2 separate regions of the Homo sapiens genome follow, and region 1 is linked to region 2. The links are chromatin contacts, found by Hi-C or POLR2A ChIA-PET in ENCODE. All regions are on one chromosome and are shown on one strand. Each heading gives the region's core, a stretch centred on a gene start or an enhancer-like site at or near the end of the contact. The rest is flanking DNA. Distances are from core to core; before and after follow the strand shown.

Region 1 (3,164 bases), core at 163-2,662, 190 kb before region 2:
GAGGTAGCAATGTAAACATTTGAAATGTCAGAGTGAATAATCCTTAACTTATTAGTGTCAGAGGACTCTTTTTACATGTTTGCTATTTTTGATCTCTAGGGGGTTGGTATAGAATAGGCTTAGTGGCTCAGTGGGAGGGGAAGGAAGGGAGAGAGACTGAGATCAAACTGAAGAAGTTGGCATGGTCCTGCAGAGAGGGAAACGTGTGCAAGAGGAGGTGGTTCTCTCCAACAGAGTCTCTGAAAGCTGGTGATGTTGAATGTGGGTACAGGAACAAAACCAGTGAGGCCAATTTGGAGAAAAGCCAGTACTTTTGAATGAGCAATTATCAGTGGTATCAAAGCTCTACAAAAGTCACATTATTATCTAAGCAGGGGAACAGACTGTGGTGCTGTCAAGCACTATGTCACACTTGGCTAACTCTCAGGACTCCCAACAAATGTGTCCCCAGAGTGCTACCTGTGTGTCTTCCTGACCATGCATTTCTATCATTCAATCAGCTCAGTCCCACATCTCAGATGGCAGCACAGAGGTCTGGTCTTGGATTAATGTGGGCAAAGCCTCAAAGAGCAGAAGAGCATAGAAATGTATGTGTTTCTACCCCAGGGCCTCAAACGCTCCTTGCCAAGATGTTTTTACAAGACTTTTGCAATGTGAGAGATTCAAGCTCACAATTTACTAACCCCACGCCACACAGGTGGCAGAACGAACCATTTTCCCAAATGTCATTTATTTAAAGATCCACCTAGACTAGGGCATTACTGATGAATGCCTCGCTTTTAAGTTTCTTTTAAATTACCCAAGAAGCTGTGGCTTTAAGCAGAAGGCCTGAGCCGCATTGAATAAAATCAGCATGAATAGCAGAAATAGAGTAAAGAAGAATGAAATGCTGGGGAGATTTCCAGTTGTTTGTGGGGAAAGCAAAAGCAGAGATCTGATTGAATGGCTTGGGAGTGAATATGAATCTGCTAGAGGTGTTATTTCTGAGCATTATGGCTTCCTGGGACAGGGTTGCCCAGGAAACTGGAACACAGTGGAAATGGCACAGAAATGGAGTGCCACAGTTGGAGACAGTGGGATGAGGAGTGAGTGAGAATGAAGAAGGTGAGTGGCTTCTGTGTTCCAAGTGCTCCTAGGGTTCACTCCAAGTCAGGAACAGGCCTGTGTGTGAGAGAGAGCCCTGTGTTCCATCCCAGGCTCCACCTCCCACCCACTAGCTTAATCTCTGCAGCGCAGTGTTCTTGGTTCAGTTCCTCCACAGTGTCCTTGGATTTTAAAGGAGCTCTTGAGAGCAGCACTCAAGGAGAGCTGCTTCCCGGGTAGGAACACTAGCACACAGTGAATGCAGCACTCAGGGATGGAAGGCATTAAGCGTCTTCCTGTGCTAGCTAGCCTGGCTGCCAGCCTCAGGAGACAGCTGTCTGTTGCTATGGCAACAGCTCTAGCACAGGCTTCCTTTTTCCTGGCCTTTCCTGCTCATCTCAGCCTCCTGGACTCCGCTGTTGCCTCTGCCTGCCTGCAATGTCTGCTTTCCTCCTCTCTACCATGGAGACTAAACTCCATTCATTTCACTGTCCCTCTCTTCCTTCTTCACTTCTTTCCTGGCCATGTTCACAAATACTAATCAAGCACTGGCTATGTGGCAGCTACTTCAGAGGACATGAAGATGGGTAACAAGGTGTCCCAAACTCAAGGCAGGAACCATTTAGCAGTAGAAATAGATAAGTGGTCCCCTGCCTGAAGGCCTAGGTCTCCTTACTTCCCTCCTTTGCCGTCTGTAGTCTCTCCTCAACACAGAGAGATCCTGACTTAGTGAAGCCAGGTGACTGCACCCTTCCAATGACTTCTCATCCTGCATAGAGTTAAAGCTAAGGTCCCTGCAGTGGACCTCAGGGTCCTCTCCCTCTCACTTCCCTTCCCTGTTACTCTCCTTCAGCCTGGTCCTCTCCAGCTCTGCTGGCTAGCCCTAGTTCTCAGAGCACACCAGTTATGGCTGCTTTTGCACTCACTGTTGTCCTCACTTCAAGTGCTCATGCCCCAGGGACTTGCAAGGCTCTCCCCCTCACCTTCTTTGGGCCTCTGTTTGTATGTCTCTTCTCAGAGAGGGCTTTTCTGGCCACCCTAATGAACATTGCAACCCCTCTTCCAATGCCTGTATTTTCCCCCTGCATTCTTTTTTTTTTCCATAGAATTTATCACCATTCGATGTAGTCTCTGTTTTGCTTATTTGTTTATTGCCTGTCTTCCTCCTGCCTGGAATAATTTTTGTTCACTGCCATACCCCCGAATCGAGAGTGGTCCCCAGCACACGTAGGTGCTCAATAAATGTTTGTGGAAGCAGTGAATGTGTGTGTGTGAATGTGCTCCGCCCTGCCAGGGAAGTTCTGGTTATAACCTGGGCCTTGCTGAGAGAGTGCTCAGTGTTGTCAGGGGATGCTTCGTGAAAGATGTGGCATTGTTGTAGGCCTTGGATAATGGGGAGGCCTCGGATCCTTTGAGATGAGATGAAGAGTATGCCAGGTGGAGAGAGTAACAAGAGTAAAGACAGAGAGGCAGGAAAGGAGAGGGCATCCACACCTCTTCTGGCTGGCAAGGCCTCACGTTAATCTGCCTTTTATTCCATGCTCCCCCCTGTTTGGGGCATCATTCATTCTTTTCTATATGAATGAGGCCAATTAGAGTCCCTTCAGGAGAGCAAGTTTGGCTTCTTTTGTGTTCCTCACGGGACCATGCAAAAAGCATAATTTACAAAGTGAATGAACTAATTAATTGATCTATTAATGAATGCAATGTTTACTGAGCTCTGTACCAGGCCTTGCCTCAACTTCAGGGATGCAGAACAAAACAGATGCCTCCTCCCCACCAAACTCCTGGTCCACAGGGTGCTTAGAGTCTAGAGAGAAGCAGATCTCAAGGAAGTCATTGCCAGGTGAGGAGTATCTTGTAGGGGAAGCAGGGTGCACCATGGGAACATATAGCAGCGGGTCTGACATCATTTGAGGTGAGGGAAGACAGACATTAATGAGACCTCACAGCACGCTGTGATCTGGGCTTAGATCATAGATCCAGAGTTAGTTTAGGGAACTCCCATCTACAGAGAGATACAGAAACATCCCTGGGAAAGTGGCAAATGCAGTGCCCGTGAATGCACATCATACCTAACT
Region 2 (2,977 bases), core at 379-2,878:
CAGGCTGGTCTCGAACTCCTGACCTCATGATCTGCCCACCTCGGCCTCCCAAAGGGCTGGCATTACAGGCGTGAGCCACCGCACCCGGCCCGGGTGTGGTTTTTACTAATAAAATAAATGAACTAAATTAAACTAAGCAATATGTAACTGCTTTTCTTTTAGAAGAGTACAACTTAAGGGCATGATATTTTATTTTGGCTCCTATGGTGAGACAGGAATAAGAAACAATAAATGCTAAATATTGTCCTCAGTCCATCATATTTTAGCAAATAAACAGTTGGAGACACAATGGGATAATCGTAGAATACCAGGAAAGAATTTATTGCAGTTCACAGGGAGTGTGTAGATGGTTATTTGACAAAGAAAGAGTCTGAGGTTTATGCCTCAAGAAATGCAACAGGAGATGCTCCGTGCTAAAGATCCTCATGCTGAGAGTATTAATAACTACTTTGCACCCACAGAAACACTACCGATCTAGCAACTTCTGTAGATAAGCTAAGGTTGAACTGGCACCACTGCCTCTCTGGTAGCAAGCTGGTGTTAAGCAAGTTCTTCTGGGAAAATGGACTGAAATGACTTGCCCTGAAAACCTCTTCCCTTAAGCAAAAAAAGAAAAAAAGACAAACAAAACCAACTGAAAAATGAACTCCTGAAGAATTACAGGGCAGTCAAGGAAGCTGCCAGCATGTAAAATTGTCTCTGTGGTTGTCAGACTTGGAAACTTTGGGTGGCAACTGCATGGTTAGGATAAAATTAGGTTGGTGAATAAGGTCAGCTTTGGGCAAGAGCCAATAGTGACCAGAAATAGCTAGTTTGTGATTTGGGGCTTAAAATTTACTAAAATTTGTAAATGTTAACATATTCTACATTAACTTATTTTTCACCCACCCTCCCCTGCTGGTCAGTTAAGTATGGAAAGCATTATTAGGTCCATTTTATAGAGAAGGAAACACATTCAGAGAAGGTATTGTAACTTGTCCAGTGGCTTCATATTTCATCGACTAGCCACCACACCATGCTTCTGCTTCTGGTGATGTGAAGGAGGCATCGTTGGGGTCAGACTACAAAGTCCAGCAAAGTTCCCTCTCCACAGAAGCAAAGGAGACCTTCCTAAACCCTCTGATTGCCTAGAACCACATCACAAAGTCAGAATGCCTGCGGGTTGGGCCCACCGTGACAAGGGTAACTCGAGAGCGGCAGAGTGGGGACGTGACAAGGCCTTGCCCTGGCTGGGGTGAGCTGTAGGGAGGTGGCGGGACGGACCTGGGGCACCGCCGAGCCGAGTTGCTCACTGTGGGATGCTGCCGGCTACGCAGGTGCCCCACCTGTGCAGCTCGCGCCCTGCCCGCCACCTTCCCTGAGTGCGCTGCGCTGCGCTGCAGGCTCTGCGCCCCGCTAGCCCCTCAGACGCTCGCCCCTGGCCGTGGTCACTCACTCACGGTCCGGGACACCTTCAACTCCTTGTTGAGCCACTGGCACAGGATCTCCGACATGGTTCAGCCGGTGCCTCAGACCGCAGGCGGGGGCTTAGAAACTCGCCAGGAACCAAGCCTGCCAGCCCGCGTCCTCCTGTAGCCAAGGGCAACCCTTTGCTATGGAAGCGTATCCAGGCTGGAACTAGGCGAAAGGCCTTAGAGAAGAGGGGACGCTAGGGCTCAGCCGCAGAGGACAGAAAATCGTGTTTCGCCACCTGCTGGCGGGTAAGACCTGAGCGTGCGCCAGCGCAGGAGGAAGCCGTTGGGGGCCTGTGAGAGAAGTTAGGGAGCAGTGGGTGTGGGGAGAGGCGAGGCGGGAACACTTAGGGACACAGCAGGAGCTTCTTAGGTGAGCAGAAAGTAAAACCAGAGTCTCCGCAGGGCTCCGTGGCTCACGCAAATAATCCTACCACTTTGTGGAGGGGGTGGCGCTCGACTGAGCCTGGGAGTTCAAGACCAGCCTGGGCAAGGTAGCAGAAACCGTTTTTTTTTCTGTAAGAAATTAGGCGGCCGTGGTGGCGTGCGCCTGTGGTCCCACCAGCTCAGGATGCTGACGTGGAAGGATCAACCCAGGAGGCGGAGTTTACAGTGAACCGAGATCGAGCCACTGCACTCCAGCCTGGGCAACAAAATGAGACTCTGTCTCAAAAAAGAAGAAGAAAGAAGAAAGAATAACAAGAAGGAGAAGGAGAGGGAGAGGAAGAGGAGGAGGAGAAGAGGAAGAACAGGAGGAAAAGAAGAAAGAGAAGGAGAAGAAGGAGAACAAGGAGAAGGAGGAGAACAAGGAGAGATCAAAGAAGAGGAAGAAGAAGAAAAAAGAAGAGGAAGAAAAAGAAGAAGGGTATTTGGGGTATCCATCACCTTGAGTATTTATCATTTATATACGTTGGTAACATTTCAAATCTTCTCTTCTAGCTATTTTGAAATATACAATGTATCATTGCTAACTATAGTCACCCCAGTTGCTAGCTAACATTAGACCCTATTTCTTCCATCTAACTATAAGTTTGTACCCATTCACCAACCTCTCTTCATTTCCCCTTCCCACCCTCACATCCTTTCCAGTCTCTGGTACTCATAATTTTGTTCTCTATCTCCAGGGGATCAACTTTTTTAGCTACCACATATGAGTAAAACATGCAGTATTTGTCTTTCTGTTGCCTGGCCTATTTCATTGAACATAATGGCCTCCAGTTCATCCATGTTGCTGCAAATGACCTGTTTTCATTCTTTTCCATGGACAAATGGTATTCCGTTATGTATATATACCATTCTTTCTTTTTCCATTTGTTCGCTGATGGACACTTAGATTTATTCCATATCTTGGCTATTTTGAATAGTTCTGTGATAAACATGTGAGTGCAGGTATCCCTTTGATATACTGACTTCTTTTCCTTTGGATAGATACACTGTAGTGGAACTGCTGGATTTTATGGCAGTTCTGTTTTTAGTTTTTTGAGAAACCTCCATACTGCCTTCCATAGTGGTCATACTAATTTACA

Evidence for each region. Hi-C counts contacts between places; a loop is a spot of excess contacts on that map. ChIA-PET counts read pairs that join two places held with the same protein, here RNA polymerase II (POLR2A). Pooled maps may share reads with other maps.
Region 1: a loop to region 2 is called in a pooled map, with 2.4 times the contacts of the local background. The contact joins the enhancer-like site here to the promoter of SPEF2 in region 2. A Hi-C loop is called at or near these places in 6 of 50 pooled maps. POLR2A ChIA-PET finds 5 or more read pairs at or near these places in 2 of 52 experiments (T-cell and activated naive CD4-positive, alpha-beta T cell).

The regions. Positions count from the first base shown.
Region 1 is chr5:35,801,544-35,804,707 of GRCh38, reverse strand. The region is part of intron 34 of SPEF2 (sperm flagellar 2); the gene reads right to left. Among named protein-coding and RNA genes, the nearest start is that of IL7R, 54 kb to the left of the region's middle. Within about 2 kb of position 1,412, at least 4 of the 41 ENCODE cell types and tissues checked have a DNase peak (open chromatin) inside an H3K27ac peak, as active enhancers do.
Region 2 is chr5:35,616,514-35,619,490 of GRCh38, reverse strand. It overlaps SPEF2 (sperm flagellar 2), which reads right to left and starts at 1,628. Exons shown (of 37, transcript NM_024867.4): 1 at 1,436-1,628. The coding sequence starts at 1,493. RefSeq lists an enhancer at 778-1,585.